Regions from separate parts of the Homo sapiens genome. Here region 1 is linked to region 2. The links are chromatin contacts, found by Hi-C in ENCODE. All regions are on one chromosome and are shown on one strand. Each heading gives the region's core, a stretch centred on a gene start or an enhancer-like site at or near the end of the contact. The rest is flanking DNA. Distances are from core to core; before and after follow the strand shown. Region 1 holds the start of EZR-AS1 (EZR antisense RNA 1). Region 2 has its middle 88 kb from the start of ARID1B.

Region 1 (5,226 bases), core at 1,591-4,090, 2.1 Mb after region 2:
GAATAATTAGAATCAATAAACCTTTGTTTAAAGGACACATCCACAGAGCTGTTGGTGGATGTTTCATTTTAACATTTACTAAGGCAGCAAAAAAACCCCAAACCAAACCAAAACTAACTGGATCCTCTCTAACAGCCTTAAGAAATGTCATATTCAAATATGTGCAACCTACGATGCTCTTCTCAGTGATTTGTGGGATGGCTCTAATATAATTTACACACAGAAAGGCTTAGTGTGTTTAACTTATCTCTAAGACCCTCCTCTGCCAAAGAGGGGGCAGGGAGAAATTTCCCATGGCAGACAGGTATGGCTGACCTAAAAGGAAGCCTCTCAAAAAAGGGGTTTTGTTTGTTTTCAGACAACATCTCACTCTGCTGCCCAGGCTGGAATGCAGTGGCTTGATCTTAGTTCACTGCAGCCTTGACCTCCAGGGCTCATCAAGCAATCCTCCCACTTCAGCCTCAGTCAGAGCGCCAGCCACCACACCCAGATAATTTTTCTATTTTTTGTAGAAACAGAGTCTATGTTGGCCAGGCAAGTCTCGAACTCCTGGGCTCATGTGATCTGCCTGCCTCAGCCTCCCAAAGTGCTGGGATTACAGGCTCGTGCCTGTAATCAGGCCACCTCGCCTGGCCTCAAAAAAAGTTTAAAAATTTTAATTGTAGATATTATACAGAATACAGTCTTTCAAAGAGTAACTCTGGCTCTAATACACAAGGTGATGGCTACTGTCTTTCCTTAACAGTTTCACAACTATCTTCACTTTATCAAATGTCAGAAACATCTTTTAAGTTCTGATCTATCATAAAAGACCTCTAAAACAAAATGAAATGAAAACATACCTGCCATAAGAAATAAGAGAGAGAAGGGAGTTCTGACATTGCAACATGGATGAACCTTGAAGACATTATGCTACAGGAAATGAGACTGTCACAAAAGGACAAATGCTATCACGATTCCACCTGCATGAGGTATCTAAAGTTGTCGAATTCATAGAGACAGAAAGTAGAATGGTGGTTGCCAAGGGCTGGTGGTGGGGATGGGGAGGGAGAGTTTAATAGGTACAGAGTTTCAATCTGGGAAGATAAAGTTCTGGAGATGGACCTTGGTGATGGCTATGTAACAATGTAAATGTACTTAATACCTTGAAATGTAAACCTAAAAGTAAGAGGATAAACTGTATATTTTACCAAAATACAAAAAAGAAACCATAAAAATAAATTACCATTCATTATGAGAAATGAGAAAGAAAAGTAGTGACGGAGAACAGGTTAACTTTTTCCTGAGTGCTATCTTAGCTGAGCTCTGCACCTCTTCTTTTAGTGAAATAAAGAAAACCACACCCAGAAGGGTAATCTTCTTGACCACTCCTCCGCATACCGTTGCACTCAGCTCTGCCTGAGTAAGGGGTTGTACTTAGGTCAGTTTCATACCACATGCACTGTCAAGCCTCGATGTCACGTGTCACTTTTAAGTTTGAATTAAAAAGAAAAATTTTGTATAGAAAATACTCTGCATCACAAATGAATCATCTTGATGTAACTTAGGCAAAAATTATATTGGCTTCTGAATCTACTGGCATATTAATTCTTTATCCTAACAGCAAAATTAATACCTCTAACAAAGATCTTAGAGAACATAAAATGTAACAGAAGAAGCACACAAGGCCGGGTGTGGTGGCTCACGCCTGTAATCCTAGCATTTTGGGAGGTCGAGGTAGGCAGATCACCTGAGGTCAGGAGTTTTAGACCAGCCTGGCCAACATGGTGAAACCCCCTCTCTATAAAAATACAAAAACCAGCTGGGCATGGTGGCACATGCCTGTAATCCCAACTACTCGGGAGGCTGAGGCAGGAGATTCGCTTGAACCTGAGAGGCAGAGGTTGCAGTGAGCCGAGATCATGCCACTGCACTCCAGCCTGGGCCACAGAGAGAGACTCCGCTCCCCCATCCCCCACAAAAGGCACACAAGCATTGATTACAGAACCAACTTGTTTGAAAAACCAAAAAAAAATTCCAGATGTATCTGTAATCCCAATTTGTAATGAATCCTGATATTTTGTCCATTGTGATTCAAAACTCAAAAAATGTTAAACCTTCCCCCTAATGTCTAGTCACCAGTTCCCCAGTGTTAAAAGCAGGTAGAATACATACAACTTTCTAAGAAGCGTCAGTCCCAGAGAACCTGCCTTGTGCCTACAACCCCCAGGTCTCGCCAGCAATCTCAACACAATCAGATTCAAGGAGACAGAGGCGCAGGCACAGCCCTTTCATCAGCTGACCAGGAGTGCTCGGCCCGGCCTGCCAGGAACCTCTTATCAAACTCCACCGGCTGCCTGCATCTACAATTCAAGTCCATGGCTAACCTTCTGTTAGAGACAGAAATTCTGCTGCAGCCAGCAAGTTTGCTGGTGTACAGGGCACCGCTTCATGGGCCTAGTAGGAAGCGAAGCTGAAAGGCAACTTCCGAAAGCCAGTCTCCTCTCCCAAACGCCCTTTAATATCTCCCCAGTTGGATCTGGGGCGCCTGTGGTTTCGGACCCTTAGGAGCTCTGAGAACTGGTGTGTGTGGTCGGAAGCCATCTGAGTCTCCCTGTGATTTGGACTTTTTAAGAAACTTCTAAGTTGTATTACTATACCCTTTAAAAACAGACGGAAGCAGTGTAAAAAGGCCTCTAGTTTTTAGAAAAGACCGTAACTACTGGGGAGGGGGCTCACAAAGAAAAAGACTGCAGAGAAAAGCATCAAAATGGTGTTTTCCTAACGCTCCACAAAAGGGTCAACAAGTAACAAAGAGCGGCGAAAACCTCCTCCTATTCCTATCGTCTTCTGCGTGTGAGAAGAACCCTGTTCCCCAGGAACTGCCCCAACACCTCGAGCAGGTGCCTCCCCTCTCCAATGAAGCCTCTCCCGTCCGCCCGGCCCAGAAACTGGGCAACTTACTGGTTTCGGCATTTTCGGTTTCTGGTGAGTATCCTCGATCCCCGAAAACACGACTATCCAGCAGCAGCGAAGACGCTGTCCCAACCTGGAGTCAGAGCAGAACCCTTAGAGCGCCCGCCCGCCCTGCCTCGTCCTCCTGCCGCGCCCGACACTCGGCGCCCGCAGCGCGCTGCCGCTTAAGAACCGGCCAGCCCGGGCCCGGGTGAGTCAGCGCCCCGCCCAGCACTGCGGGCATGGGGAGGGGGCACGGGCGGGGCGGGGCCGGGCCGGGCCCCCGGCGAGGAGGCGCCCGAGAGCGGGGGCGCGCGCCCAAGGGGCAGCCGGCGGGCACTGGAGGTGCCCCCCAGTTGGGGGTGGGTCCGAGGAGAGGGGGTGCGCACCCAGGGGACCCCCAGCATGAAGGGGCTGGTGGGGGGCGCAGGCCCGGGAGAGAGAGGGCAGGGGGAACACTCAGTGGGGAGGATCGGGGGGAGGGGGCGCGGGCCCCGGGGAACACTCGGCCAGGAGGGTCAGGGGAGAGAGCGCCGGCCGGGCGGGGAGGGGTCTGGGGGACACTCGAGGTGCACCCAGCGGAGAGAGGCGGAGAAGAGGGGGCGCGGGCCCAGGGATACCCGGCGGGGAAAGGCCCGGGGAGAGGGAGCGCGCGCCTGGGAGAGAGAGGGCGAGGGGCAGGAGGAACACCTAGGAGGAAGGAGTCCCGGGACAGCCAGCGCGAGCCCGCGGGGCACCCGACAGGGAGGGGTCAGGGGAGAGGGGGCACAGGGCGGGCGGGGGGGCACTCGCTGGGGAGGGATCCGTGGAGAGGGGGCGCGGGCTCGGGGTCCGCCGAGGAACTTCCCGGGGCTGCCAGGAAGCCCGTGAGAAGCCGAGCACTCGGCAAGTTTCACTTTGTGTAGCAACCGTTGCCCCGCGGCTGCAGTCACAACCGTCAAGCCTTTGAGAAACTCTTTCAAAAACTGCAACCGCTCGGGAGCCGCCGAGGGACGGCGCCCAGGCACCCAGGCTCCGCGTTTCCTTCGGGAGAGACCTGAGGGGACCCGGCGCCGAGGGGAAGGTCGCGGGGCCGCGGGCCGGCTCAGCTCCACCTGCCCCGGGGGTGCCGGGCGAGAACCCCGCGCCGCGCCCCCTAGGCTGCCCGCCGCACCTGCCGCCGAACCCCGCCGCCCGCCCGGGCCCTCCACCAGGAACCCCCCGCCCAGAACCCCCGTCCCGACCCCGGCCGCCGCACGCCTCACCCGGCGCCTGCAGTGCTCCGTGTGCTCCCCGCCGCCCTTGCGTCCGCCGAGTGCGCTCGCTGCCCGCGCTCCCAAAAGCCCCGGCGGGGCGGGTCCCGGGACCACGCCCCTTCCCGCCCAGCTCCCGACCTGTGAGGTGCGCCCCCCGCAAGATGGCGGCAGCCGGGCCTCGGGCTGGGTGGGGGCGGAACTTGGCGGAAGTGCGCGCTACTCCCCTCGCAGATGCAAGTGGGGAGGCTGTTTGTCCCACAGCGGGCAGGGGGAAGTCAGGAAAACGTAAATAAATCTGGAGGGGCGGACGGCTTGGGGGAATCGCTGGACCGCTTGGGGCCGGGACCGGGGGCCAGTTCCGAGGCCTCGGCCCTGGGGCGGCTGCACCTGGCCCCGAGTCTCGGTGCACGTGGCCGGCCCAGCCGCCGCCTTTCCGAAGCTCTGGTTAAGTGGCACGTTTGTGGCCTCTTTTGACGTGACTGGCAAAAAGCTCCATGGGATTTCTCTGAAATTCTAGGAATTAAGTTTTTTTGTTTGTTTTTTTGCTAATGGTTCTCAACAAATTTTTAAGACACACAAAACACATACTTTGGGGGCCAGTAGAATTTGCTGCGGGAGAGCTCACTCTAGAAGGGGTTCTCAACGTCTGGCTTCCAGACGAGCAGCAACAGCATTCACTGGGAACTTGCATAAGTGGAAATTAGGTGTTGCTCAGCCTTAGGATTCAGAAACTCTAGGGCTGAGCCCAGCAATCAGTGTGTTACAAGCCCTTCGGGTGATTGTGATGTTGGCTAAAGGTTGAGACCAGAGCTTCTCCTGAATTCCTCTCCTGGGTTTACTCCTCCCTTTCTGCTTTTAGTTTTCTTGTTTGTAAAGCGGCATAATTATGGCACCTGTATCAGAGGGTTCTAATGAGGATAATGAGTTAGTACATGTACGATGCCTGGAACAGTACCTGACACTTAGTAAGCACTTAAATCTATCCTGGTAGAAAGAGAAACCAATGACTTTGGGCGAAGTTCCAAACTCTGTTTCCCAATTTGTTGAGTGAACATAC
Region 2 (5,389 bases), core at 429-2,928:
GCCCTCCTGCCTGCTCGGCAAAGGGCATTCGAGGCTTATTTGTGTGGCACGATCTTTACTGGGGCGGAAAACACGCGGCGGGGGAGGAGCGGGCACAGACGCAGCCGGGCGGGGAGAGCCAGGAATGTTCCTCCCGGCGTGGGGAGAGGAGAGGACACGGGCAGAGAAAATAGTCCCCGCCCGGCGCGGGGCGCGCGGGGTCCGGGTCCCGGGCGGCTCCGGGTGGCGCGGCGGCGCGAGGGTTCCGGCCGCGCGGAGTCGGGGCGCAGGGAGCCTCAGACGCCGCGGGCGCGCGTGCGCGGTGCGGCCCCCACGCCCCGGCCGCGGCGGCCTCGGCGGCGCCAGCCTCCGGCTCGGCGAGCGCGGCGGCGGGCGGGCCGCAAAACCTGGGCCGGAGCCGGGCGCGGAGCGGGCGGCGCCGCGGAGTTTGGGCGGCAGCGCGGCCCGGCGAGGAGCTGGAGAAGCCGGCGGCAGGGGGACGCGCACGCCGAAGAAAAGCCCCTCTCCCGCGTCCCTCACTCGCTCCTGGAGGCCGAAGAGCGGGGCTCGCGATGCCGGTGCAAGATTCCCAATCAGGCCTGGGAGGAAATGGATGCAATTAGGGCACACCCCCGTCCCGCAGTTGCCAGGAGCCTGAAGATCTATGACCGACTTAAGCCATTTCTGGAAAAGTCATATTTTCCAGGCTTTCGTGAAATACTCATTGCTCCTATTCTAAATCTGGAGGCGAATGTGCATCTATTTCAGGGGGAATGAAAGATGTGAAAAGTAGACTGGGCTCCGGGAAATGTGGGTAATGGGACTGGACCTGCGCCTGGGGTCCGCCCACCCGTCATCTCCCGGGAGCCCCCCGACGTGTGCCATTAAGCATAAGGCGCGTTAAGCGCTGCCACAAAGTCCCGAAAAGGCGAATTAAAAAGGATCACTTCTCCCTCAGGATCTTGATTTTTACTAAGGGAAAACGTGCGTTAAAGAAAAGCCAGCGAGCGCTGGCGTGGCCCTGTCATTATCTTGGCGTCTCTGCTGACCTCCATTTCAGCCTGGACTACACTGGGTTCCAGTTCTGTTTTCCTATTTCCCCGGACTCCTAGAGGGTGGATACCAAGGCTGATTGTTGTCTGTTCTGCCCCAGCCCTCCAGGGTACACCATAGGTGCTCAGTAGATGACTCCTGAGTATATATTGGAGGTGATAGTAAAATGCTACCAAGCACAGAGGAAAGAACAGTTAAAGGGTCAGACGGTGCTTTGTGAAAGGCCAGGCATTTGAGCTGGATTCTGAAGACCAACTCTAGATGACAGTAAAGGCCACTCCAGGTTGAGGGAACAACATGAGCAAAGCAGGGAACCTACAATGAGTAGGAAAGTGATGAATCTGCATAGGGGGTTACTCAGGGGGCATAGAAAAGGAAGCCAGGAAGCCACTGAATACCTTGCCACACAGGTAACAGCCAGGAAAAGCACAAAACATGCTGTTCAGTGGTTCTGGAATATGGGCATGCAAATATATAATAAAATAAGCAATGTGGATATACAAAAACAAAAGTAAAAAGAAAAACAGGACAGTTTATTGGGGAATTTCAGAAAAAGTACATGAAACAAAAAAGAAATGTCAAGGAAAATCCCTGGCCTGAAACTCCCAGAACAAAACATTTAATACCATTTGTGGGGGCTCTTTATGAAAGAGGGAGAAAGAAAAGAGGTAACAAAGAGGAACTAGTGTTTTGATTAAAGATCTTTGACCATAACAATGCGAAAGCATAAGGTCTCTTATCATAAGAGACCTGTGTCTTATCCTGTATCATAAGACACAGGAGATTTTAGACATCACTGTTAAGAAAGAGCTGGAACTCAGAATTAACAAGAGAAGAGGGAGAGATTAAACAGAAGATAAATGTGGATCATCAAGGAATTTTAAATTGTAGCACAGTCACTCAATAGAGTATTATGCAGTCATTAAAACTGCAGTGTATTTATTGGAAGGATGTTCACAACCTATTGTTATGTGAAGAAACAAGTTACAGATGAGCAGATCTGGAGGGACATACTTAAAATGTTAGCAGCGGCTCTCTCTTGATGTTTTGATTGTTAGTGATTTTTCGCTTTCTCCTTCATGCCTGTATTACCTGAATTTTTACAATGAGCAATTAATAAAACAATAAATGAACACAAGATTAAGCAAAGTTTTAATCTTGTGAAAATGTATGTGAGTTTTCTGTTGTGAAACTGAAATGATGTCTGTGGCATTGGAAATCCTCAAGGCAAAGAAGGAAAGAAGAGAGCCTCCCGAGTCATACTAATCAGAGGCCTGCACACGTGCTATTTGGTACTCTCTGTACCATCTGGCTCAAGCTACTTCAAGACCTGTCTGGGCCTCAGCAACCTGATCTCGAAATGAAGGGAATATTAGCATCTACCTAACAAGTGGCTATGAAGACCAGAAATGATATCTGTAAAACGCTTAGTGCTCAGACCCCACGAGGCGCCCAGGGCTCCGTGAGTGGAAGCTCTCATAGGAGCAAAGAGCATAGGCTTTAGAAAATGCCTTTCTTCTGGGATCCTTCCTTTACCACTGTGGTGGTCATTAGAGCTGTCTGCAAAAATTCCTCCTCTCCCTTTGAGATAATAAGAGTGTACTTCCTTGGCCCTCTGAAGTTACAGGTACCATGTGACAGCCTCTGGCCAACAAAATAAACAGAAGTAACATGTGCCAGCATTGAGCACTTTGCGGTCTTCTCCTTTTCCACTTGCATGACAACCAGCAGTGTCCTGGTAGTGTCTGCCGAGGTCCTAGATTGAGGAAGAAGCCTCCAGAGACCTTGGTAGACATTTAGCAGGAGGGAGGAATAAATCTTTGATATTGTAAGCCACTAAGATTTGGGAGCTCTTTGTTATCAAAGCTCAGTTTAAGTCACCCTGACTGACACAGCTACTTACTAGTTTCGTGACCTTGAGAAAGTGACCTACCTGCTCCAGTTTGCCATCTATTCCCCTGAAAATCTAGGTGTTAGCATTCCTACTCCATAGGGTTGGAGGGCAAAATGAGCTCCATATCCAAAGTGCTTGGCACATCCTGGCACCTGTTAAGTATACATGGAATGACAGGAACTGTTACCATTTAACACGCTGGCTTCTCTCCCCATCTCTTAAATGGGAGCAGGTGTCAATGCCGAGGGGATCATCTGATGCTTCCATCTTGTCTTCCTACCATTGGATTTGCTTTATGGCAGCCATATGAATGGAGATATTCCTTTGAATAAGAGATGGCAGTGGCAATGTAGGTAAGAAAACTCATTCAGACATTATTTACCATGTCCTTTTCATCCTTGGAAGAAATTCCAAATGTTCATGTCCTAGCAGCTAGAGTCAGCAGCCACATGACCAGTAGGACAGGTCTCTACCACGATGGCCAAGGGAATCCTCTGGAGAACTAAGAACACCAGAAGGTTCCAGTGACCCTCAGGGTCACACAGAGAACATGAATAAGATTTAGAGAGATGGCTATAAGGATGGTGACCACCAGTTTCTTCTAGAATAAACCAGTTTTCTTATCCTCTCTGGGTCATAAAAATGCAAGTGGTATTGAATGTGTGTGTGTGTGTGTGTGTGTGTGTGTGTGTGTGTGAATGACAGTTGTGTGGCAGGTTGTTCTGATGCTCTGTGGACTCCCCTGCTTGGGGAGTGGAGAGCATGTGGCCATTTAAAAAAAAATCTGGTTTTCAGGGCATAGGAAAGCTTTGTATCCATTACTACCTAATCAGGAAGGCTTGCAATTCTGACGGCAAATGAACAGTCCTCTGAGGGTGCTTGGGCATGAGGACAGACACCTCAGAGAATCCAGGAGTGCAATGCATGGCTCCTCTCCCCAGTGGGGCTCAGCAGGGGGTATTGTCACACCTTCCCAATTTGGAGAGGGATATAAGCCCAAGGAAATTCTCAGGCAATGCACAATGGAGTCTCTGTTACCTGGATTTCAGTTACTAAAGCCTCATGTGAAGTGAAGCACTGAGAAAACCTCTCCACTACCTCTGAGAAAGAGTAGCATGCAACAGTGAGTAATGAGGAACCATAGCTTTACATTTCAGGGCACTTTCTAGTTAACCAAGTGTCTTCACACGCATTGACTCATTTCATCCTGACAATGAAAGGATCAGTCACATAACAGAGAAGTTTTGCCCCACTGTGCCTCTACTTGACTCGCTGGAAATCGTTAGTCTTTCTAGACTTTTAAGCCCTCCACCACTACAGAAGACAGCGGAAAAGCAGAGGAAAGACAGGGAGTTAGTTCAGGGACTTGGCAGCCCCTCTCAAATGAAGATCATTAAGCAGTGGGCACATAATTTGACTATGACATGGGCATTCGACTTGTGTTTCTGTCACAACCAACACACAGCTGCCTCCCCCTTTCTAGATCCATTGCACGGATCCATGCTTGGAGAGCCACACCCCTGGATTGCTCCTGCCCCAGCTCTGCACACACCCACCCATCCTCTACATTGCAGCCCGACTCATCTTCCTAAGCACCATTCTCATCGTGGCAGTGCTCATGAAACGCTTTCTAGTGCCTAAGTACAAGCTCCTAGGCCCATCGTTGATGGACCCCTGAAGACTGGTCCCACCCTACCAATTCCTACTTTAGTCAAAAGTGCATTTCCAAGTTGCTTCCACCCTGGCTGGAATGTCCTTCCTTCTCTCTGCCACAAATCAAAATTCTACACACAAGGCCAGTTAGATGTTATAGCCTCCATGAAAATGTCATTGACACCTCCATGGACAAAGGCTTTCCATACCCCTGAATTTCAGTAGGTATTTTATGGCTCAGCACAGCTGTCTTCAAACAAGGCACCACACCTAGTCCTCTGGGCCTGAGACTTTCCAAAGGGGCCCACAGACAAGGATATTTTGAAGGAAAGCAACATGCAGATCTTCAAATTCAATATCTGCTTTTTATTAAACACCCATTTCCCTTTCACAGTGGCTTCTATTCCACTTACAAAAGAGAAGCGTCCCTCTCCTGCATTTCCAGTCTTTCTGGGATGCCTTGCTCTGGGGTTTAAAAAACCCTCCTGGACACCAAATAAAAGAAAAATGGAAAATATTGGTGTAGGTATAAGGGAGTGAGTGGCTCTAAGTTTACCTTAACAAAGGACCACAAGCGGCAGGGCTTAAACAACAGAAACCTATGGTCTCGCAGTTCTGAGGCCAGAAGTCCAAAATCAAGGTGTTGGCAGAGTTGGTTCCTTATGAGGCCCCTGAGGAAGACGCTGTACCAGGCCTCTCTCCTTGGCTGGTAGATGGCCATCTTCCTCCTGTGTCTCTGCACATCATCTTCCCTCTAGATGTGTCTGTCCCTATGTTCAAATTTCCTCTTTTTATAAGAACACCAGTCAT

What was found. A loop is a pair of places that touch in the nucleus more often than their neighbours do. Pooled maps may share reads with other maps.
Region 1: a pooled map shows a loop between it and region 2 (2.3-fold over the local background). The contact joins the promoter of EZR-AS1 here to the enhancer-like site in region 2. A Hi-C loop is called at or near these places in 2 of 37 single-sample maps with no recorded cell type and 5 of 50 pooled maps.

The regions. Positions count from the first base shown.
Region 1 is chr6:158,815,139-158,820,364 of GRCh38, forward strand. EZR-AS1 (EZR antisense RNA 1) reads left to right here and starts at 2,841. Exons shown (of 3, transcript NR_102425.1): 1 at 2,841-2,967. EZR (ezrin) reads right to left here and starts at 4,230. Exons shown (of 14, transcript NM_001111077.2): 1 at 4,179-4,230; 2 at 2,944-3,028. The coding sequence starts at 2,955. RefSeq lists silencers at 907-966, 3,074-3,273, 3,414-4,403, 4,464-4,513 and enhancers at 1,249-1,298, 2,162-2,331, 2,814-2,863.
Region 2 is chr6:156,687,138-156,692,526 of GRCh38, forward strand. No RefSeq gene overlaps it. Among named protein-coding and RNA genes, the nearest start is that of ARID1B, 88 kb to the right of the region's middle. RefSeq lists an enhancer at 1-725 and a silencer at 79-388. Within about 2 kb of position 1,679, at least 8 of the 41 ENCODE cell types and tissues checked have a DNase peak (open chromatin) inside an H3K27ac peak, as active enhancers do.